Linked DNA regions of Homo sapiens: regions 1 and 3 are each linked to region 2. The links are chromatin loops, found by intact Hi-C in ENCODE. Cell type or tissue: IMR-90. All regions are shown on one strand.

Region 1 (8,000 bases), 180 kb after region 2:
CCTCTCTGGAGACTATCATTTTTCTTAACTGACTCATTCTCTTCTTCCTGGCCTTTAATGATGGAATTTTAAGTTTCAGTCCTTGACTTTTTTTTTTTAATGTTCTTACGTTATAGCTGATCTCATTCATACCTACGGATTCAATTACTCTCTATACTCTTGTTGACTTCCAATTTTTTATCTTTAGCATGGAGCGCTCTTTAAATTCTGACTCTATATGGCTCAATATGTCTGTAAACAAATTCCTTACAGACTACCCATCCTCCCATGTTCCCTAACTCGAGGCCTGGCACCAGTTTATCTCGTGCACTCTGGAAACCAGGACTTTTTTTTGACATTTCACTCTCCCTTACCTCTTCTTTTCAATCTCACCAGATTCTGTTTATTTTTTCTTCTAAATGCCTTTCAAATTTCTCCACCCAGCTCCCTTTCCATTTCTCTCCCTATCGTCTCTCATTTGGAGAGAGCGAGAGCTTTTTGTCTCCCAACATCCAGCACCCATTCCTTAAATCCGTTTCTCCATCAGTCTTTAAGACGTTAGAAGGGAGAGAAACAAAGAAAAAAGAAAAACTTCCTTTCAATCACATCTTTCTAGGTTTTCACTTTAAGGGTAAAGACTAAAATGTTTGGCAAGATTCAGCAAGCCTTGTGTGATACAGAAGATACGCTCCCTCAGAGAGGATCCGAGTCCGTTTTGTGTATTCACATATCCCAAGTGCCTAGAGCAGTGCCTAGCACAGAGCTTGTGCTCAGCATATATTTGCTATGGAATCTGACTCCTGCTCTTGCTGTGGCTCATTGGCCTTTCATTTCCTTGAATGTGATTTTATTTTACCTGGGATGCTCTTCTTCTCCATTCTTGGCTGACTTTATTTCTGCTGGTACTTCAGTTCTTTACTTAGGTATCACTTCCTCAAGCATTTTCCTTTGACTCGTAGAGTACTTTATGGTATAAGTGCTCCCAGAGTACCCTTCCTACATAGCACTTAGTAATATAATCATGTATTCATGTGTGTAATTATTTTATTGGTGTTTGTATTTCCCATTAGACTTAAATTTCTGTTGAGCACAGAGACCATGCTGGCTTTGCTTGCCTGGCTATCTTCAGCTTCTAGCTCATAGCACCAACTTCAATAAATATGTAGTGAATAGATGTATAGAAGTTGGTTGTTTTACTTCTATTACACTTCTCTGTTCCAGGGCTCAGTAGATAACATGGGTGGTTGTATAACTGTCACAGCAATTTCCTGCTGCTTTATGCTCTCGTTTCATAGAGAGTTGCTGTGATATTCAGTGTATTTTTTTACGGGAGTGGGGTTGGGTAGTTAAGAAATTCTAAAATTGTTTTCTGAACATGCTTATTAGTTCTGTAAGCAGTTCTTTATAAAATAGATTATATCAGGAAAAAAAATCATAGGAACTTCTTTTGTGAAGGAATAGAACAATGCCTTAAAGCTTTACAAAGGACAGCAGTGAATGCTTGAATTGTAATGAACATGATTCATTTCTTTTTAGTGAGTAATATTGTAAATCATTGTGCATCATAACAATATATTTCATTCTCTCAAGTCTTCAGCTTAATTGGGGTACAAGAGGAAATATAGCTTCTGGTCTGTATTCCAGAAATGAACCTCTGGATAGCATTGCATCAAAGATTTTTACAAGTAAATAATTAATTGGTTCAGAGCAGGCTGACAAATATAATTAAGCAATTTATAGTTGAAATATTCAGTATTTCTCTAATTAGTGACAAAGGAATACCTGAGGCTGTGGTCAGATGAAATACTTCCCAGATGAGTTTTAGGATAAAAGGAAATCTAGAATTTTTCATCATAATTTCTTCATTATCAGCAATCAGAATTTTAAAGGAAAATCGACTCTTACAAAACAGATTTCAGTTAAATTGTGCTGTGTATGCCATATATTTTCTTTATTGTAGTTAAATTGGACACATACATGCTCCATTTTGTAGTATGTCTTATTATACTGTTTATTTCACTATTCTAATGTCAAGAAACATATTTGGTGATGAAGACCCAGTGTAGAGGAAATTAATCTCAAAAAATATATAAATAAGAGGATTTTAAAATTTCAACTTGTCAATAGAAATGTTACTAAAATATATTTTAAATTTTCATAGTTCATTTCACAAAATATACTTCATTCATTGAATTAATTTGTAAGTGCCTGTATTTATAACTACCTATTTGAATTAATATAGGTCAATTTGAGACAAATAGAAGAAACTGTAAATGCATGTATTTAATATTATATATTTTTAAAAATTGTTTTGCTAGACTAGCAATAAAACAAAATGTAACCTAATGTTTTGAGAAGAAACTCAGAGGTTTGTTATCTGCCAAGAGAATGTCATACCGTATCACAGTGGCTAAGGAGGAAATGAATATTATTCTTACAATTTTTTTAGTGAAATATGCAATACAAATAATTTAAATGGATGTCTGTTTCCTGCCAGGAGTTTGGTACTGCACAAAATAAATAAATAAGACCATCATTTCTTATTTCTAGGATATTTAGGTATAGGCTATCTTCTTAGATTGCTGACTTTGTATTTTCTACCTTGTTACCACCTGTAGGTCATTCCTTCTAAATTTGCTAGGAGCCTTAAAACTCTTTTTCTTTATACATACATAAGATTAATTTTACATACTGATTTTTCATGTGTTTACAACTGTATTTTGTATTAATTTTTTATTGCTGCATAGCAAATTACTACAAATTTAGCAGCTTTAAGCAACACAAATTTATTACTCTAGATTCCTGTGGGTCAGGATTAGTGGGTTCTCTGCTGAAGGTCTTAGAAAATTGAAATCAAGGTGCCATCTGGGGCTGTGAGCTCACTGAGGTTCAGGGTCTTTCTCCATGTTCACTGGTTTTTGGGGGAATTCAGTTCCTTGAAGTTGTATGGCTAAAGTTCCTACTTCCCTCCTGGTTGTCAACTGGGGGTATCCTTAGGTTCTTGAGGCTGCTGGCCATTTTCTGCCCCATTCATCTCCACAACCTGCCATTGTGTTCCCTTAAGACCAGCAGGAGAGTTTCTCTGGATTCAGATCTCTCTTGACTTTTTTGAATGGCTCACCCAATTAGGTCATGACTACCCATGCTAATGTCCTTCTTGATTAACTCAAAGTCAGCTGATTAGGGACCTTCATTACATCTGCAAAATCCCTTCTTCTTTATAACATCATATGAAATGGGAGAGTAATTCATAATATTCACATGCCCTACTCACATTCAAGAGAATGGGATTATACAACAGGACTTGAGAATTTGGGGGAGTGAGGTACATCTTAGAATTCTGCTTATGACAGACGTTAATAAATTAGCTAGAATGTCAACCATGTTTTGGAGATAACTGTTATCTTCAAATATTATAACTTAAAAATCTTGTTCACATACTTGGTTTGGCTGTTTTTACATTTGCAGACACATCTTTATTTGTCCTTATCCAAATGTAGAGGTTGTATTGGAAATAAAATCACTTTGAAATGTCTTTTACACTCTTGGCCTTTGGATCCTTAAAGCAATAAAGGTTTCCCAGCAGTCCCATCTCTCTTTGATAACTCTGATTTATTGTTTACCAGGATACCCACACTTTCCATTTCAGCATCTGGACAAAGTGTATAGCCCATATCAGACAATTATGAGAACTGCCAGTGATTCCAAATGCAGTTTCCCACTAAGTCTTTTGTATGAGATCATCACCTGTCTTATATTTCATTTTAGAATTATTCTGAAGTCCTAAGGTTGCAAGTTAGCACTATCTGAAAAAACTACCCAGGATTGAATATTATTTTATATATATATAAATTAAAAATTTATATTTTATATATATATATATATATACACACACACACACACACATAGATACATTTACTTAGGTACCTATACATAACATATGTACATCTATGTGTCTATATCTGTATAAATTTATGTCTACATATGGTATGTATATGTAGGTGTGTTGTATAGAATTATTTTTTTAAGAGCAATGTTACAGATAAAATATCACTTGGGTTTTCCTTGATACTTAAGTAGTTTGAAGTCGAAGCAGTATAGAACTTAGAGATTTTAGGAAATTGAACACTTTATACCGTGAAATGACCATTATTTAATTCTGTGAGCATAAATAAAAGGTGATGTACGAACTTTGAACTCTGTTTGCTTGGAAAAAATTGAAGATAATTTTGAAGGAGCTTATTGCTCCTTACATTTGAAGATGATAATGATATAAAGCTCCCTTTTGTAAACCATGTAATACCATCGTGAGCAGTAATTTTGGTAACTGTAGACACTTAAGTAAAGATAAGGGATACAGACACCATTATGCTAAGCATCTTAATTTCTCTCCTTTAGATTTCAATTGAGATACTTTTACTGTTCTGCTGTGTTTTCTTTGTTCATTATGAAAATTAAAATATCTCTTCAACTCTCTTAGTGTTGTCTAGTATAACATAGCAAGAAAATTTATTAAAGAGGGAAATATTTCTGTTTATCTTTGTGACCTTCTATTTCTCCTCGAAGACTGACTGACTGTTCTTTTTAATCTCACTTTATCTATCACTAGTACTCTGATGCAATAGAGAAAACATTTTAAGTATTTCCAAGTATTTTCTTATCAGTTTTAGTAATGTGGAAACTTCTCTTAAGAATTATTCACATGGCAGCAATGCAGGGACCATTCTTTTTAGTAATTCTGATGCATTCATGTGTTTTTATTGTTGATCTTTTAGTTTTTTAATATTCTAAATAAGTTGCCTTGATATTGATGTACCAGTTTTCAGGAGGCAACTGTTTTGGGGAAGTTTTGTGACTTTATGGGTACTTAGTTTTCTTGTTTGCTAAATAATTTAAGAGGTTTTTTTCCCTCAAGGTGTAATTGCTCATGAAAAATATTTTCTGTTTCACATTTTCTACCCTAAGATGAAATATATTTTTGGCTTGCATTAATAACTTGCACCATTTTAACTTTTGGGAATGAATTGATTATATTTATATTCTATTATAATCTAAAAACAGCTTAGCACTCTTAATAGATTTTCCAACATTACAGGAAAAGACAAAGACTAGTAGACCTTGGATAAGAAGATAAAATGAGATGCTAGTGATAAGTATTCTCAGTGATCTCATGACTGTCAGGCCCATCCTACTTTACACCTTCTAATGCAACTTAAGATATCTGAATTGTATTCATTGTGCCAAAAGAGAAAATACTTATGCACTGTAAATTAGTGTTACATACCAAAATTTTAATTTTATATAATTTCCCACAATTATGTATAGCAAATATTTGTGAAGTTTAGTTTGTTGATACCTCATTATGCCTTCCAAAGAAAAATGTTTCCATAGAAAGATTAATAAATGATAAAAATCACACTTAGAACTGTCCATTATACTTCCAGAAGCATCCTATCTTTTTCATCACCCAGTCTCTGTGAATTTAATTCTTTGAAATAACCACGACAAAATATAGTCTTATAAAATTGCATTATAATTACAATGCTGTGTTTGAGAACTTAACATCCCCTCTGATGGTAAATGTTTGACCTAATTACAAACTTATAACAAAGAATTCTAACTGCTTGTCATCTCATGTTAAGACCTTTTATAGTATTAAATGGACCAATAGGGATCTCTGAGGTTTTTTTGTTGTTGCTTTGTTTTTACTAATTGGATATATGAAGGATAAGGCATACCAAGAAACTATTATTTTTAAGTATGAAATGTGCCAAACAGACATTTATTATTTCTGTTTTATTTGAAACTAAGACTGTAGACCCACAGATTATATTTTAGAAGTGGTGGAGACGTCATAGATCATCTCCAAACTCTGTTTATAATAGAGTGAGGAAGCTGAGACCCATCAAGGTTAAATGGCTTGTTCAAGGTCACACAACCAGTTACTGTCAAACCTTATAATCAGGTCTATTATTATAAGATGGATATGGATTGTGTTAGTGGCACATTTAAACATTTGACAACACTCCAAGCAGGAAATGCTTCCTTATATTTAACATAAATCACTTACTTCCTCTTACTAGATACTTGGAAGAAATGGAGAGCAGCTGGTGCCTGTAATTCTAGTTCTCTTATGACTTCATTATTTCTCATCATTTAATTAACATTTTTCCTAATCCTCTTCAAAAACACCTTGCACACCAGGATTGCATTTTTTTGTTTGTTTGTTTTTTATTTTTTTAACCACAGCAGTACATTTCTAAAGGATGCTTAGTGTATGATTCCCTGGGTTGGCTACACAATTGCAAGTCCCTTTGTTAAAAATTAAAAATTTTTAAGATGGCAGTAACAGAGCTTTAAACCCCAAGTGCCAGACCTGCATAACACAGGTTTCCTGCCCATGAAGCTGACCCTGATAGTTCCAGATATTTTGCCTGAAATTTTCTTTTTTAAAGATTAACATGTCAAACTTTATGCTTAAATGTTTTGATATGCCACAGAGAATAGTAATTTTTTTGTAAAATAAGATCATTTTCTATCTTTCTCTGTTGATGAGGTTATGCTGGGTAATATCACTGAAGCTCTTCCTGAGATTTCTTGAGGAAGAATATTAGAATTATATAACTCAGAAATAAGCAGTGTATATTCTACTTGGAGTTGTAATGTCTAGAATGCAGGAACCAAGTTACTCAATGGAGTTCAAAAATGATACTTAGATATTCACTGTCCACTATATAATTGGATTTGGTCTTGGTCATTTAATTTGTAGTGGGATGTTTGGAGATGAATAATTTTAAAAAGAGTGTGTCTATTAAGATGTGACTATTTTCCCAAAATCTTTGAAAGGAGACAGCTTGGATCAGCTATAGCCCTTTTTATATTAATATAAATCACTTAGGTGGTGACGCAGATGGGTTTTACCAGATATGCTGAATTTCACCTAAGTGAAATGATGGTAATCTTCTTACACATAAGTCAGAAATAATATAATCTGATGTTTGTATATACATACTTTTATATGTAAATTGATTAGCTTTTTGTCACATCTGATTTTTCTGTTTGAATAATATCCAGTATTTATTTGAATAATTTTGATAAAAGTGGAAAAGTTACTTTTAAAGTAAATAGTATTTGAAGATTTGCATAGGGAAAAGACTAGCCTACTTAAAAAAAAAAAAGACTAAACAAAATTATGTCCAAGTGATCAGGTATATCTGGGTGTTTATTTTTGCCTGCCCATAAATTTTCAGATACTTTATTTTCAACTATAAAAAAGTTGCAATTCTATTTCATAGCATAAATATTGTAAAAGCGCCCTGTCACATATTCTTTCATTTTCTTATAAATATTTATATTGATACCAACTTTTAGATGGATTGGTTACATTATTTATTGCTATATTAAAAACTTACTATATAACAAATATATGTACATTTTTACTTTTTACACGTTGGCATTAGATTTTTTTTTTTTTAATCAGAGCTAAACATTTATATAGGGCTGCCTTTTTTCAAGGGAAACAGGATTTTCAAACAATAATGCTCTTTGGCTAGATAATTAACTTTTAAAAAGATATGTGTTTATTAGAATAAATTTTAAGAGAAGATTGTCCTTTCTTTTTTTAAATTCTTTGGCTTTATGGAAGTTCCTGCTTTGTAGTGCTAATATACATTTTACCCATAGTAAAAAGAATTCGAATTTTCATTGCCTTTTTGCTGTTCATCCTCTTTTAAGAGATAGCCAACAGTGCCACCATCAGAACAGACAGGCTTTTCTCATTTTAAGTGTTGGTTTTCTCAAAAAACAAAAAAAAACAAACCCCCAAAACCCTATACTTAAGGAATGGTTTAAAAACCACATATGTTTAAACACACACATTAAAAATAATGAGAGATACTAATGGCATAATGAAACTGCCTTTATTTTGTGAAAAAGTCAAATTCATGTCATTCTTTAAAGGCCTATAACGAATTTGGATACTTAACTCTTAGACCAGGTCATTCTGAGTAGTAGTATATTGA
Region 2 (8,000 bases):
CATCACTATGTTTAGAAACACAGGTTATTTTAGATGTTGTTAGATCAACTTGGTTTTTAAATTATTTAATTTCCTTTTGCAAGTTAAAGTAGAATGACATACATTGATCATTTTACAAGATATTTTACTGCCATCTGCCAAAAAATTGTGATAATAAATAAATAGCTCATATATGGAGTCAAACTGTAATCATAGAAATAAAAGATTCTAATGTAGCTGATGTCCCATTAGATACAGTGCCCTTGTGCAGTACAGAACCTGAGCAATCATACATGGCAGACTTGTCCCAGCCTCATGAAGAAAATCTGTCAGTGCCTGAGATTTTCCAGCACTGCATGGCAGGTGAGCTAAATTTGACCTCTTTGTCAAGTCCTTCTTCATTGTGGCATAATTTTGCATGACTGAAAAAGACACAGTATTGCCAATATTATGCACTGCCAACTGTGTATATGCAGGACTTTGGGAACACAATGGCCACAGGACTTTGGGAACACAATGGCCATTGTCTGGCAAATTTTAACTTCAGTCATTCTAGTCTACGGCCATACCACCCTGAACACGCCCGATCTTGTCATTTTAGCCTGAAAAGTTGAAAGGTGTTTTTGCCTGTTTTGAGGGAATCTCTTCCCATTCTTTGGCCATTTGTGAGAAAGTTAACTAGAGGGCGTTTGGAGCAGAAGAAAAGTCTGCTCTTTGCTTTGGTGTTTCATGGAGACCAAGGTTCAAACACTGACCCTCTGCACATAATTATGGTCTCAGCGGATGGCTTTCTCTTTTCCTCATTAGAGGTCAGTGGTATGGGCAGACAGAATGATATGCAAGAGGACCTGTGCTGGGTGAGGGCCCTGCTTAGGAGGAAATGAATTGACTGTGAAGGGAGCTGCCCAGGTCAATTTTCTACCAATGTAACAGTTTGTTGGACACATACTTGTTGCATATAATTTGTTGATCATATATTGCTCAAATTAGATATTACATATATTTATATAAAATATATGTACACTTTGAGAAATATAAAGCAAGAAGGTGTTATTACATTAATTTATGACATACCAGGCCAGGAAAAAAAAATTAGGTATCAGACCAATGGTTCTCATTCCCAGCTGTGCATTAAAATCACCTACACATTAAAGGTAGAGATTCCTAGGTCTTATTCCAGAGATGTTGAATCAAACGTCTGATATTGTGCCAAGGAGTCTGTATATTTTTAAAACTATAGGGGTGATGCTGACAGACATCCAGGTTACTGGATTTTTCTATTTTTCCCCCAGTATGATTCATCCAACTCTCTTTTATCCTGAAGCACAGAATAGGCCTACCTCTAAAAGCAAGCATTAAAAAAAATTGTCGGCCGGGCTCGGTGGCTCACGTCTGTAATCCCAGTACTTTCGGAGGCTTAGGTAGGTGGATCACGAGGTCAGGAGTTCAAGACCAGACTGGACAAGACGGTGAAACCCCGTCTCTACTAAAAATACAAAAATTAGCCGGCTGTGGTGGTGGGCACCTGTAATCCCAGCTACTCAGGAGGCTGAGGCAGAGAATTGCTTGAACCTGGGAGGTGGAGGTTGCAGTGATCCAAGATTGCGCCACTGCACTCCAGCCTGGGCAACAGAGAGAGACTCCACCTCAAAAAGAAAAAGAAAAATTGCCAAAGGTCTACCATGTACATGGCATTGTCAGCAGTATTATAGAAAATAAAAATATGAATAAGATCCAGTTTTTAAGGAGCTTAGAATCTAGCAGGGAAGAGAAAAGATAACCTGAAAATGGTAAGGCTATGGGTGAAATCATCACATTACATGTTCCATTCACAAGAAGTCTGAGGTGTTTCTCCAGCTCTTGGTTGTTTTACTCAGTATAGTGTTATTGGGCTTTCTAGCTGACATTCCGAGATAAAGAAGCAAGTGAATTATTACATGCTAGTTAAGGAAATTCAGCACAATGATCCTTTGTCTTACAGAAAATGTAGGAATACTTTTTGCCTTATATTAATATAAATAGAGAGCTGTACTTCAGAATTTAAGATTCCATTGGGGCTTAATATGCACCCTTTTATTATTGTTGTGGATATATTGTCTACGTTTATTTAAAAAATAAACATGCTGCTTTCTGAATTGATCTGTAATTTATAAGGACATCATTATAATTACAAATATGGTATTATTATTCTGCATTCATTGTGTTAGAAGGGTAGCTTAATGCTTATAATTCCTTCCCTATTTTTCCACAACTGATTTATCACTTGTCTGACCCAACTTCCCTCCACTCCATTGTTCTGCTCTCTCCGTACATCCCACTTCACAGAGGAATGTTAATAATGGAATATGTTATTTACCTTTTCATTTACATGCTTCCAAGCTGCCATTCTCTGTAATTAATCACTGCCATAAATATTCTCATGTATGTGCTTTATATATATACTCTTACTGGGTCACTGAACTAATAAAACAGCTTATTCTAAGCATTGTTGCAAATCACAGCCTATAGTTAGTAAAATGCATAAGGTAAGGATAGATTTGCAAGATATTTTGAGTCAGGTGAAAATGATGAAATCTTTTGTTTCTCAAATAATACATGTATTATTAGTATTATTAGGGTTATTATTAGTAGCAGTAGTACTATTAGTACTATTAGGATTATTAGTACTATTAAAAGTAGCCACTATATGTTATGTTTAATACCTACTATTGTTTTCACAGCTTTTAAATATTTATAAAATAAAATAGTTCTAAAAGAAAATTGAAGATTTTGTGGCTTCTTCTCCATATAAGGAAGTGGGTATGATATTACCTCCAAGTAAAAAATTTTACCTGGCCTTGGATCTTTTACTAATGTCAAATAACCTATCAGATATTAATCCATTAAGAGAGCTGTACTTTGAACATTTTATGTGAGTTATCTTCCCTCTAACTGCTTTTCTTTTCATCTGCAGAGCAGATCAATTTCTCAAAACGTGTTGGGCTATAAAGTAAATATATTTTTATTGTCTCTTTGGGGAGAGTTGAATTTAGGGAGCAACCATATAGATGGGGACCCTCTAATCCTTTTTTCTCTCATGAGTTTAATGGCACTTACCGTGATATGTGCAAGAGTTTATTTTCTTCCATTTAGGATGAAAGAACTACCTGTATGATATTCAGGATACAATCCAGGTCCCAAAATGCCAACATTAGAGCAAGGGTGTAGTAAAAAATCTGTATCAGAGTAAAGTCATCAGATCAGTATAAGAAATATGGGTATCAGAATTTGAGGCTAAGCAAAAGTGACAGAAAAAGTGGTACCAGAAACACAACTTGCTTGAGCGACATTAGCTCATCCATTCATTCATTCACTTATTCATTCATTTAACACATATTTATGGATCACCTACACTGTGCAAGGTGCTTCCCTTCATGAAACTTTAATTGGGGGTATGTAGGACATGGTGGTAGAGGTAGACAACACTCAATCATTGTATTAGTCTGTTCTCACACTGCTATAAAGATACTACCCAAGACAGTAATTTATGAAAGAAAGAAGTTTAATTGACTCACAGTTTTGCATGGCTGGAGAGAACTCAGGAAACTTACAATCATGGCAGAAGGCAAACAAGAAGCAAGTACCTTCTTCATAAGGTGGCTGGAAAGAGAAAGAGTGAAAAAGAAACTGCCAAACACTTATAAAACCATTAGATCTCGTGAGAACTCACTCACTACCAAGAGGACAGCATGTGAGAAACCACCTCCATGATCCAATCACTTCCCACCAGATCCCTCCCTCAACACATGAGGATTATGGGGATTACAATTCAAGATGAGATTTGGGTGGGGACACAGAGCCAAACCCTATCAATCATATATCTTTTTATTTGATTAGAAATGTGATAGGAATAGTAGATAGTACATGGTGCTATATAAAATAGGAACGTAGGAGTTAAGAGAAGGCTGCCTTGAGGAAGCAACAACTAAGATAAACTTGAAGGGTAAACAGGAATTATTAGAACAAAATGCCCAAAAGCATGTGGTCTGGGTCACTTTCCAGCTGGAATCAGTACAACAGGAGGCCAGAGAGTAGGGAGGCATGGAAGGTTAGGTTAACACAGGACAGTGCAGAGTTCAAAGTCTTGGAAATCCAATAGGCAAAATTCAAATCCCTGGCTCACCTTTGTACTAGCCTCTCTGAGCCTTTGTTTCTTTAACTCTCATAAATAAATAATACATAGTAAAATACATACTGAATAATATCTACCTATCAATGGTGTTGGGAGAATTAATTTCACAATTTTTCTACTACTAAGTTATGATTTCATCCACATACCAAGCCACTAATAATCCAGAACTCCTTAGGGCTATTTTTGGAGTTTTTAATGACTTATGCCTTAGTGCTGAAATTGTGGTATTAATTTCCTGTGTAATCGGGACTTTCATTAATAATGTCCATATGAATTCCATAGCACTTTTGATTTTAATCTAAGCTTCATAATCTGGAAAATATTTATCTCCTGCATTTTAGGAAATAATCAAATATGAAAACAGAAGTGTTTTGGAAGAAATGAATTGACTTTGTCACTAGGGGGAGACCTACCCAGGTTTTGAAACTTGCCCCAACTTTCAGAGTGGAGAGAATTTTTTTCTGAGAAGTGATGGTGTAGGAAAAGGCACTGAAAAACTTAGCAGTCCTAGCAGGAGGACTGGAGAGGTTCTCTCTCTCTTTTTCTTTTAGTGGCTTTTCACTGTGTTGTACGTGGTGGAGAATAAACTTTAGGGGATGCGATTAACAACATGCCCAAATGCTGAGGCAGTCAGCATGTTTGAATAAATGGTTTGAACATGGTTCTCTAGGCTGAATTTCTGGCAGTGTAGAGGCTTGGAAGCATCACGCAGGGGCAAGACTTCAGAGGGGAACCAGGCAAAAGAGAACTGAGTGGCCTGACCTGGCAGCCATCTGAGAGGGTATGTAAGCTTGATAAGCACCATATTTTCTCAGTGAACTTTTCAGTAACCATAGTCTGTGTGTATGCATATAAGTACTTTTTTCCACTGCACATTTTTCTAAGTACATTCCTCTGTAATCTTGAATCATAAGTGCTTCTGAAGGAGTAGGAGTAGTTTATCTTGACCATTCTGTAGAAGGAAAAAGTCTAGGAATTGTAGGAGGGGAAATAGCTCTCAAAGGAAATGCTCTACAAATTAATTACCTGAGGAACTAACTCACAGAGGGGTGCACTGACACAGGCTGTTACAATTATATTCAGTTAATTATACTTTATCAAAAAGAGATTCAAGCATTAGAATTTTGTTAATAGCAAATGATTTATCTTCTTAGTTCTCTTCAATCTATCAGTACATATATTTTATTTTATAGAGGATACTTGGAATGAAACTATAGACTTTTATTTTAAAAATTAAGAATTAATATAAACATGAAGTTAATATAATTGGTCACAAGGCTGTTTTTAAAAATTGTTTCAAGTATACAGTGGATATTAAATGATTCTAATTATATAATTTATAAACATCATTATAAGAGGTTAAACCTCTTACCAAGTGTGAATTTATATTTAACAAGTTGGCTATTGCCTTACTAAGCATACTTTCTTAATATGAGTTCCATTAATATAAACGTCAGAAGATTCAAATTTCATTAGGTATGGTTGAATTAGGTATCTCTAGAAAACTAATAGAAATACCTTAAAATAGTATTTATTTCTGATTATAAAGATGAATGTATAGTAGTGAAATTTAAAATCATCTATAATCTCTTTACTCAGTGAGAAACACTATTGACATGTTGAGTTATTTTATTCTAGCCTTTATTCCACACAATTTTATTACAAAAATTAAATCATGCTATATACATATTTCAAATTTTGATAATTTCTTTTTCCCAAATAACAATGCTGTGTTGTCTCCATAATCTTTCCATTCTACAAATGAAATATATTTTAATGCTCTCCTTTTAAGCACAAAAGCACTATCTACTGTTTTTTAAACAACATATTTATTTAACCTTTTCTCTTGTCATTAGAAGTCTTCATAAATATCATTTTAAAGGTTACAAGATACTTTATGAGATAGATGAATCACAATTCATTCTACAGTTTTATTATTAGATATTTAGTTGTTTCCAATAAATAACCCTGATGAATGTCTCTATTTATAAAATTTTAGCCACATTTCACTGTATTTAATAAGGATCTCTCGCATTGAAACAAAAAACTCTCTTTGACTTTAGCAAGATCAGATTATTGTATTTTTAGGTAAAAACTATAAACCACAAATAGTAGAACTACTAAAAGTGTAAGAATTATGCTGATATAATAATGATATCTTTGAATATTAAATAACTCATCTCAGGGATTCAATATAGATGTTAGAAGTCCCACAAAATTCTACCACCTCAGTGATTAGGAGTGTCTTCATATTTAGGGATATATAATATAGAATAATTATTGCTCTCACTTAAAAGTACTTATATTGTGCTAAGCACACTGCTAAGTGTTTTCATTGACATGTGCTCTTTTAATCATTAAAGTAACCATATGAGATGTATATTTTATTATTACTTAATAAATAATGCCTACTGCACATGGCTGTTATAAGGAGCAAATGAGCTAATACACTTATGAAATTTATCAATACACATAAATATGTATCATTTAACTTTAAATGCAAGTAATGCATAGGAAAACATCTGGATGAATATTGCTAATGAAGATTACTGCTGGAGTGAGAAGGGAGGTGAGAAGGAGGGAAACAGGCATGGTGGTATAAGTCAAAGTAGACTTTAGCTTTATCAGTAATATTAATTTTTTCCCAAGAAGAATGTAATTATATATTACTTATTCAAATAAAATTAATTTAAAAAGACATAACTCTGCAATTTACAAGAGAATACTTTTAATTATTAAGTCTTGTCAACCATATTTTAATGATTTGCAGTTCATTACCTCGTTGATAGAGTTGGGGAAAAAGGATGGCAGTAGAAAAATTTAATGCCAAAATTGCAGGAGCCCCTGAAAATTAGTCTCTAAGAAATATGAAGAAAATGAGTCCAAATGGATACTATATATCAAGGGCAAAATAATGTTCTTTCCAACACATTTTACATTCAACTTTTATAGACATTTGTATAAGATTTTATCTTTTCTGTAGTATAAGTTTATTTTTAGGTTATTGCCTGTAACTCCAACAGTATATATTGAGCACTCATGCTGTTCCAGAGACTGTTCTAGTGAATAAAACAAAGCCCTGCTTTCACTGAAGTTGGAGAGAGACACAATAAATGAATAAACAAATATGCGCGTGTTAGGTTGAGATAAGCTGAAAAGAAAAGTAAGCAGGATAAAAAAAATTGAGAAAGGTGAGCTGGGATAAGGTGGAGAGGTGTGGGGGTGAGCTGCTTGAAATTCAGTGGTCAAGAAGACCCCTCCGAAGAGGAGACAGTCGAGCAGTGGCCTGAATGAAGTGAGGGCATGAGCCCTGGGAATATCTGAGTAAGAATGTTCTGGACAGAGGGAATGGTGACTGCCATGGTCCTTAGGCCAGAAGCATTCATGACACTTTGTAGAATGGCAAGGAAGCCAGCCTGACTGGAGTTGAGTGAGCAAAGGGGTGAGCCTGAGAGGAAGCCAGAGGCAAAATAACAGAGGAGGCCATAGTGAGAACCAGAGTCAGCCCTTCAGTGGCTCCCTCACTGTAGTTGTGTTTTCTGGCAGCATATGCTAAGATTGAGCTTGAGGGTGCAAGATATTTATCAGGGGTCAATATCAATGAAAGGAAGGAGGAAGAAGTAGGATTGAGTAAAGGAAGAACCCAAAGCAGGCTTTACCAAATTTCAGTAGATCCATCAAGAAGCTTATGCTCTGTCCTTGTTCAGTCACCAGCTCTGTGGGACCCTCCTCCGTGGGAGAGGTAACTCTACTTAACCTATGCACACCTTGAAGGAATTGGTAGCTGGCAGCTCTGTTGTGACAGCCCTTCTTGCAGCTGGGCAGCAAGGTTTTTCTTGAAGGGAGATAT
Region 3 (8,000 bases), 470 kb before region 2:
AACTCATTTAGGTTGCTTATTAGAAACTGGGTTAAAGTACAATCTGTACAACCAGCAAAAAAAGACAAATTTATCTGAATAAAACTGATAGCATCTAGCATAATGACACCACTCAATTGACCCAAGACTTTGTTTTAATTAAAGCCTTTTGCTTATTTTATTAGATGCTGATCCTATACCAAGACCTTCCTGGAAATCTCACTAATTTCAAGTTCATGGTGTTAATAGTTCAAGATCTTTCACTATAGGAATAACTTAAGTGACAAAAATAATTTTAAAATGATGTGGTAATTGTGGAAAAAAATTACTAAATTTTATATTCCCCAACAGAACTGAAAATTAAAACTTAAGGCTATATTCTAAAGTTCATGATTAGTATATTAAAACCACATTTAAAATGTACACACTGATAAATGGGAACATAATGAAGTCTGCAAAATAAAAAATTTTACTTCATGACTCATAAGTACATAAATTGTGACTTTCAAAATATAGGTCTGAAAAAGAGATATAAATGATCTCAAGTTGCCATAAAAAAAGGCAACTGATCAAGGACTGAAGTTTTAGTATTTAAAACTTACCATATGATTTCTACCAAACATAACCTATTTTTATGGATTTCATGCCATAAAAAATGGTCATTTAGTATGTTAATTTAAATGTAATTATTTCAATGTTGTCTTTTTAAAAATGATAAGCATACTCTAAATATGAAACTAGTCACTTCTTTGTCCTATACCACTGATATTTCTTCAAAACAAAACTGTTTTAACTATTATTTTATGAGTTAATTTTATCACTGTCTCATGTCTGAAAGATACTCACCTCTATGAGGCTGGAGTGTATTCCAATCAGGTATGGCATTGGGGCACTAAATTAAAAATATATATATGCATAGATTCATATAGTTCATTAAAACTGAAACAACAGTATAAGTAATTCAAAATGATTAAAAATTAAATGTATTAAATGCTCAGTTCCAGCATAACACATTATAGATATTCAAAATTATTCAATATATAAAGCTCAAATTTAATCTTAGAGGCCATTAATATATTTAAAATTAAGATTGCTTTTTATAAACATCATAAAATCATTTATAATTTAATCAAGAGTTATAATGCCTAAAAAGTTTGTTTGTTGGTTTGTTTTTACCTTAAGAAGAATATCCAGGTCTAGGCCATAGTCTGAATTGAATCTTTTCCGTATACCTCATAGCAAATATATCTTAAATAATCATCAAATTTATTAACATCCGTTTTGCACATCTTTTCCTATTCAATTAAATTCTTATTTCTATGATATTCTTAATATATATATTCATTGATACATACCTCCTATGTCACCAAATATTTGGATCAGAGGGTCAGTCTGCAAATATCTATCAAGACTTATTGTTTGTCAGACACTGTTCTGGAACTGGATGTACAAAAGGAAACAACTTCCTCACCTACTGTGCTATCTTTCCCCTCATGTACATTGTCTTTTATTTACCTAATTTTATAAATTCAGATTTATCCAACTTTCACTTTTATTAATAATTTTAATAAATTTAAAAATACTCAAGTGTGAGAATAATCTTGAATTAATTAATTCAACACATGATATTTGGAGCATAGCAGGTGCCAGGCCTTAGGGTAGAAACTTGGGAACAATAATAGACAATATAAACTGAATATATTCCCTATGGATTTTATACTCTTGCAAAAAATATAGATGTTAAATTTTTAATACACAGAATAAGAATTGCTGGTTATTTCAGAAATACTTCTCACGAAATACAAGAAGAAAATTATTCAACTTGACATTTCAAACCTAAAATATTATCTAACAGAAAAACATGAGAATTGACAGATATCTACGAAGTCAATAGCAGATATATGAATAAATAGCTATTTTAAAATAAAACATTTTTGGCAATTCTTTTATAGGCATCTTTGTGCTCTATTATGACACTCTTTTTCTGTTAATGCAAACAGATAATCCTCTTTCTCAAAAGATTTGCATAATTTTCTAAACATCATTGTCATTATTAGAACAGAGCTGTCCAAATTTCTGTGTGTTCACTTTGCTACTGAGAACCAGCAATAGATTACACAGCCACCCTGACAGACCCAGAGATTTCAAAGTAACCTTAAAAAGTTCCAAATTTATTTAAAGATGGCTAACCACCAATCTATATATCCAGAATTTACAAAATAAGTGTTAAAGTTCTTATTTTACTCCTCGTTAGCCTGTACATTCTAGTTCATTACTTCTTATTGTACTAGATTCTAATTCCCAGTTGTCTTTGCCCTTTGTAGCTTTGTTCCTTCCTATTTTTTTTTTAATTTGAATGCAAGAGACCATCTGGAATTGATCTGATATTCTGGATACTTCACTTGGCTGAAAGTTGAAAACTGTTTATAGGCCTTGATATCCTTAAGACCTAACAGATTTTCTACCTTCAAAAGGAAACAGGAGGAACAAATGTGTACTGTTCCACTACTTCCCTAATTCAAGTTCTCATCCCTGTATTCCTTCTAGGTCTCCAGAGAAGAAGACATAAAATGCATATCACTAACAAATCTAGGCTTCCACAACAAGGTTTTGATACCTTTAACAAAATGAAGTTAGGCCATAATCTTAAATATCTCAAGCCCTGCCTATGTTCAAAATAGCATAAAATTATTAAAGTCACTGTGTAAACTTCCAATTAACCTCAGGTTAGTTTATTCTATTCACAAGATTTATAATACAGAAAAGCCCATGCTGTCTGAAATTTCAAAGTACATTTTAATGAAAGAGTTTTAAAATAGGTAAGCCTTCTAAAAACAATAATTACTAAGTCCATTTTACAAATGTTGGTGGGATAAATGGGTGGGTCAGATTTTCTTAAAATCAGAAACAGACTGCTAAATAACCTACTGAATACATCTAGGAAAACTTTTTTTTTTTTTTTTTGAGACGGAGTCTCGCTCTTTCGCCCAGGCAAAAACATTTTAAACTTTATGGAAGATATACTTATCTTCAGAAGTATAAAAAACACATTGATAAAAATTGTTAAGCTGACATAAAAATATTCATTAAAAAGCTTGTATGCAAAATTTAATCATATAATAACTTGAAACTTTTAAAATGGGATCACTTGTTATCTCCACATGTTCTCTTCTCACCAATTTCTCACAAAATCTAAAACACAGATGTTAGAACTGTAAACATTATTAACCTAGAGACTAATTTCCTAAAATAATTACATTTTGCAGAATATAGAGTGAATAGTTGTTTCTTTCTCACAAAAACTGGATTGTGTAATCCTAATATGAAATCACCCAAATCTCATGAAAAGTAACTTTGCAAACCTAGCCTTAAATTTCCTAATTAGATAAGGGCATTAACAAGCCAAGAAGAGATTCTTGGCAACACAGATGTTTTGTCCTCTATGTGAAAAACTGTCCTAAATCTTTCTTTCAATGAAGTTATTTTGCAAAGATAGGATACAGAAGCCTCCATATGATTGCTGCTTCTTTTTGGTAGCAATTCACCTGTACTTAAGAATAGCTTTTTTTTTCTTTTTAGGTTTTCATACAAAGAGACCACTCATGACACAGACTATAACAGCAGTCTATTGGGGTAGTCTAAAGAATACAATTTTCCATTTTTTTAAAGAAAAAAAATACCTATTCTCTCAGAAGCTAAATCTGCTCCTTTCATAAAAAGAAGAGTCATATAGCCTAAATAGTGACTCAACCATTCATGAACAAATGATAGATAATTACAATTTTACTAGTCCTACAGTCACACTACCTGCCATGTGTTTATGGACTTAGATAGGTTAAGACTGTCTTGCAACATCATAGACTTGCCACATTAAAGTACTCTTACATTGGCTGATTAGGGGAAAATGCAGATGGTGTCATTTCCTCCCAGGCACCTTCCCTAAGCTACCAGGGACTGTAGGCCACTTCTTCTTATGTGTTGCCATCCATGGTCCTTTGTATGCCTATTCTGTAATACTTATAGTATTGCAGTATTACACTGTGCTGTGTGTGTGCATGTGTGCACATGTAAGTATGTGTGTATTTCTTGCTATCTGTGAATCTTGCAATGGCATAAACTAAATCTTATTCATTACATTACACACTCACAGCTTGGCAAATATTAATAGATGGTCACTAAGTGTTTAATGAACAAGTGAATGGATGAATGAATCAACAAAGTAGCAAGGCTTTATTGGTGGACCAAGATGCGATATCCATCCATGGTCACAAGATGGCATTACGGCTCTCCACAGTCCAACCCACACCAGAGCTACCAGTTGCAAAAACAGAAATACTTTATGGAGGTAGGATTACCTCAGGATTCAGAAAGTTCCAATCGTGCCAAAGAGTTAGCAAAGATATATCTTTTCCTATCAAATCTTCATGACACTATTTTTGAACTGGAATATTCATAAAAAGTATTTAATCAAAACTATGAGATTGAAGGGATGATCTGTAATTTTTTTCCCTTTTACATGTAGATCAGTATGATTTTTTAACCTCAAGGATGGAAATGGAAGAAAACTGTTTACCCTAGGAAACAGTTTAGTTTACCAAGTTTTCTGATGGCTATTCTTTAAAAAAATAATTATATTATATTACTCCGTTCCTATGATAGAAGCTGAGCCTATCATTGTGACCTTAAGGTTCAGGAAGTTTCAGATAACTTCTTGTTTGAATATCACTGACTTACTCTTTGAACCAGGGAGGTTTTTGGCATGCAAGCTCTTAGAACTCAACCCAAAGGCTATTTCAGACATTAGACACTAGAAAGAAAATTCCAGGGACTGAAATATGAAACAAGCTTACTTCATTGAATTTTATGGCAGGGGTAGAAACGATTAGAAAAGATCTGGAAAAAAATTAGTACAGAACTGCCTGTGTCATATAATAATTTCTAAATAACATTTTAGAAAGTCTTAAATGTGTAATTCATTACAGATAATTGAACTTAATTAAAGGTGTGTTATCTCTTAAGAGGTTAGAACATTTTAATAGAAAAATTAAGATGGCACTAACATCATATATAAAACGTAATTCTAAAGATATATTATGTAAAATCATATATCAATATATTTCCAAATACTGCTGTAAAATATATTTTTAAATAAATAAAGTTTAATTACTGAACAGTATATACAAAGATCTACTGCATATGTCAACATAAATAAATGAGACCCTCCCTTTAAGGAATGCTAAAATATTATAGGTATGTTGGTTAAAGGAAAACTCTAAAATGAATAACAAAGGGCCTATTTATTTTATTCTTAGACTTGTGTGTGTGACACTTAACAATATAAACTACATTCCTATAGTTTCCTGCCAAACAGTTTCTCCTTTCTAGTTCTCAAACAGCATAATAGCAATGGTAGGTCACTGGGCACCTACTTCACAGCATTATCAATACTAATAATATTACCATGCTGTGGAAACACACCAATATATTAACGTAATCAATATGTGGCCAAGTACATGTGTTGTCACTACAATCACTTGTTCTGAAGAGGCTCAGTCATAAAAAGTTAATAGAAACCCTCTGTGTATGAACTTAAATCATTTTTAATCCTTAATACTTTCTGCCTTTTATGAAATAAGAAAGTTAAATGAGTGCATTGATTCTAAAAGTGCTGTGTTTTAGTAACATTAGCTGTGAAATAAGCAAACACATTAAGGTCAAAATTGTTTCCTTCTATGTGTGTGCACAATGATTTAGAGGAAAAATCCCATCACATTTCTTAAGAATTAGGCTATACCTGCAGAAGATGATTATGCAATGAAGATAACATTTCCCCCCCTAGTCTTGAAGAAGGCCCAGAAGCTGCTATTTAGAAGTCTAATCCTTGTTTAGACTCATGATAAATATGCAGACTCTTCCAGGTGAAGAGAACAAGGAGGGTCTAGAGGCCTGGTTATTGGGATCCTTTAGGAATTGTGTCTAATGCCAGGAAACTTTTCAGAACTACTCCCAATACTTTTCAACATTGCTTTTCATGGTGGATCAAGGCTGAGACTTTGACTTAAACAAAAAACAAGAATTCTTGTATTAGAGACAACCCCTTTATCAGTACTTGGTATTTGGTGTGCTATTATTGAAAAAAGAGGGGTAAAGAAGTGTATTCTGAAGTAAAGGTAACAAGAGTATGCCCTGACAGAGACAATGTGGTTGCTGGCAGATTTGCCAGACAAATTCTGACACCTGGGATACTGGGTTCTCTAACTGACACCATAACTTCTATACAGTTTTCCTAACACAACTTAAGACTGTTATTTTTTTCTATTTTGCATTGAGTTATCTAAATGACTGCAGAAGAAATTCACAAAATCTAAAGAACTTTATGTTTGCTAGGTATAAACTTGCGCTACCTTTGTACAGAATTATTCTGTCCTTCATAAAAGCCATCTTTACTATTTATTAAAATGTAAGTTTCTGTGATTTCTTTTAAATATGCCCCCAAGTTTACCTAGTTCACAAATAAACAGATAATCTAATCATGAAACCTAAACTTAAAGGAGTCTGGCAAAAGCCAGCTTACCAGCAGTAGTCCAGCAGGTGTGGAGGAAGCACTGGGATGTATATGTGTTGCCAATACATTGGGTATAGAAGAGCAGCTGATCCATGGATACAGGCAGTTAACTGAAATTTGTAAAAGGATAACAAAAATAAGTAGCTGCTGACCTTCCAAACAAAAAGCAATGTTCAATGTATCAACAATGAACAGTAATCACAGAACAATTTACATAACTACATAAATCACATTGTCTTTATCACTTCTACATGTAAAAAGTCTTACATCTCAGAGGCCCCTCTGAAACATATATAAACAGCAAAAGAAGCTTCTTGGGAATCATGTAGATAGTTATAATCATCTGAAAATACCGAGTTTGGGATTGAAAACTTAGAACATAAGTAAAAGTAAAACTGAAAAATTAGGTGTGCATCTTAGAAAAATTGTAGGAAATTACAATTTGTACAGCATAGTTTGTGTATCACTCAGATTAATATAAGATGATTAAATATGGAAAGGAAGAGAGGCTGAAAGCTCCTGAGGGATATCATTAGGGCAAATTGCCAAAGAATGAAACATGAGCCAGTTAGGAGAGTCTGGAAGCTGCAATAATATCAGGGGACTTGAATGTTCGACAGTTGGAGCTTCAGTAATGTGTGAACTGCGGGTTACGGTATCAAGAGACTCTGTTCACTGACACATAGAATGTCACTATTGACCAGCAAACTGCCCAAGCTTGACAGCTGTACTACAGGAAGCCAAGTATATCATAATTTCATATTTAAACTGTTCATTCCAGATTAACATTTTGTTTCCTAGCTTTATATCACAACAGCTGTAATTACACTGTTGCTATTTTAAAGGTAATTGCCATTTTAATTGTTTTGTTTTGGTAAGCAGTTAATTAAACATTTTTTAGTACTTAACAAAAGGATATCACTTTTTTCTCCCATCTTCTGACCCTCATCAGAATTCTTTTAATGTGACTTTCTTTCCATTTTAAATTATATTTCTGTAGATGTAAAGTCATTTTTATGCATAAAGCAATAATTAAATCAGCATTCTTAATCATTTTAAAGTTTTGCTATAGTCTGTATTTCAAGGTTACCGATTAAATTATTTTATTCAACTTGAAGATCAGAATTAAAAAAAAATCTGAAAATGAACCAGACTTTCTATAAACCGTTTTCTCTATTATTATACAAAGATATTTAAAGAAACTAAGTGATAAGCACAATTAATTTAAAAAAATGAATGTACACAAAGCTATCCAAATCCTATTATTAGCCACATTTGTCTATGTTTAAGTGCAAAATAGATCCATTACATAAAGTAAATTAAAATAACTCGATTTGAACCAAAACCAAAAATTTTTATTCAAAGTATATGCATCTTTGCCATATGTATTATATTTTTTCCAGTCATGTTTTTAATCAGTTTTGTATGGCAAATAATGTATTTTGATTTCACTTAG

Evidence for each region. Peaks named below come from ENCODE experiments on the same cell type or tissue, not always from the same donor. Only the 100,000 strongest peaks of a DNase experiment are listed, where the experiment ranks them.
Region 1: it touches region 2 in a loop (2.1-fold over the local background); 21 of 110 quality-filtered maps call a loop at or near these places.
Region 3: a loop joins it to region 2, with 5 times the contacts of the local background. A loop is called at or near these places in 4 of 110 quality-filtered maps.

The regions. Positions count from the first base shown.
Region 1 is chr1:198,268,059-198,276,058 of GRCh38, forward strand. The region is part of intron 5 of NEK7 (NIMA related kinase 7); the gene reads left to right. Among named protein-coding and RNA genes, the nearest start is that of NEK7, 120 kb to the left of the region's middle. In IMR-90, no CTCF peak of the experiment used is centred here; DNase peaks (open chromatin) are centred at 83 and 4,663; H3K27ac peaks cover 1,107 bases.
Region 2 is chr1:198,083,967-198,091,966 of GRCh38, forward strand. No RefSeq gene overlaps it. Among named protein-coding and RNA genes, the nearest start is that of NEK7, 69 kb to the right of the region's middle. In IMR-90, a CTCF peak has its summit at 4,567 (motif pointing right); DNase peaks (open chromatin) are centred at 4,585 and 4,955; H3K4me3 peaks cover 268 bases; H3K27ac peaks cover 202 bases.
Region 3 is chr1:197,611,106-197,619,105 of GRCh38, forward strand. It overlaps DENND1B (DENN domain containing 1B), which reads right to left. Exons shown (of 23, transcript NM_001195215.2): 11 at 6,554-6,654; 12 at 826-871. Among named protein-coding and RNA genes, the nearest start is that of DENND1B, 160 kb to the right of the region's middle. In IMR-90, a CTCF peak has its summit at 4,253 (motif pointing right); no DNase peak of the experiment used is centred here.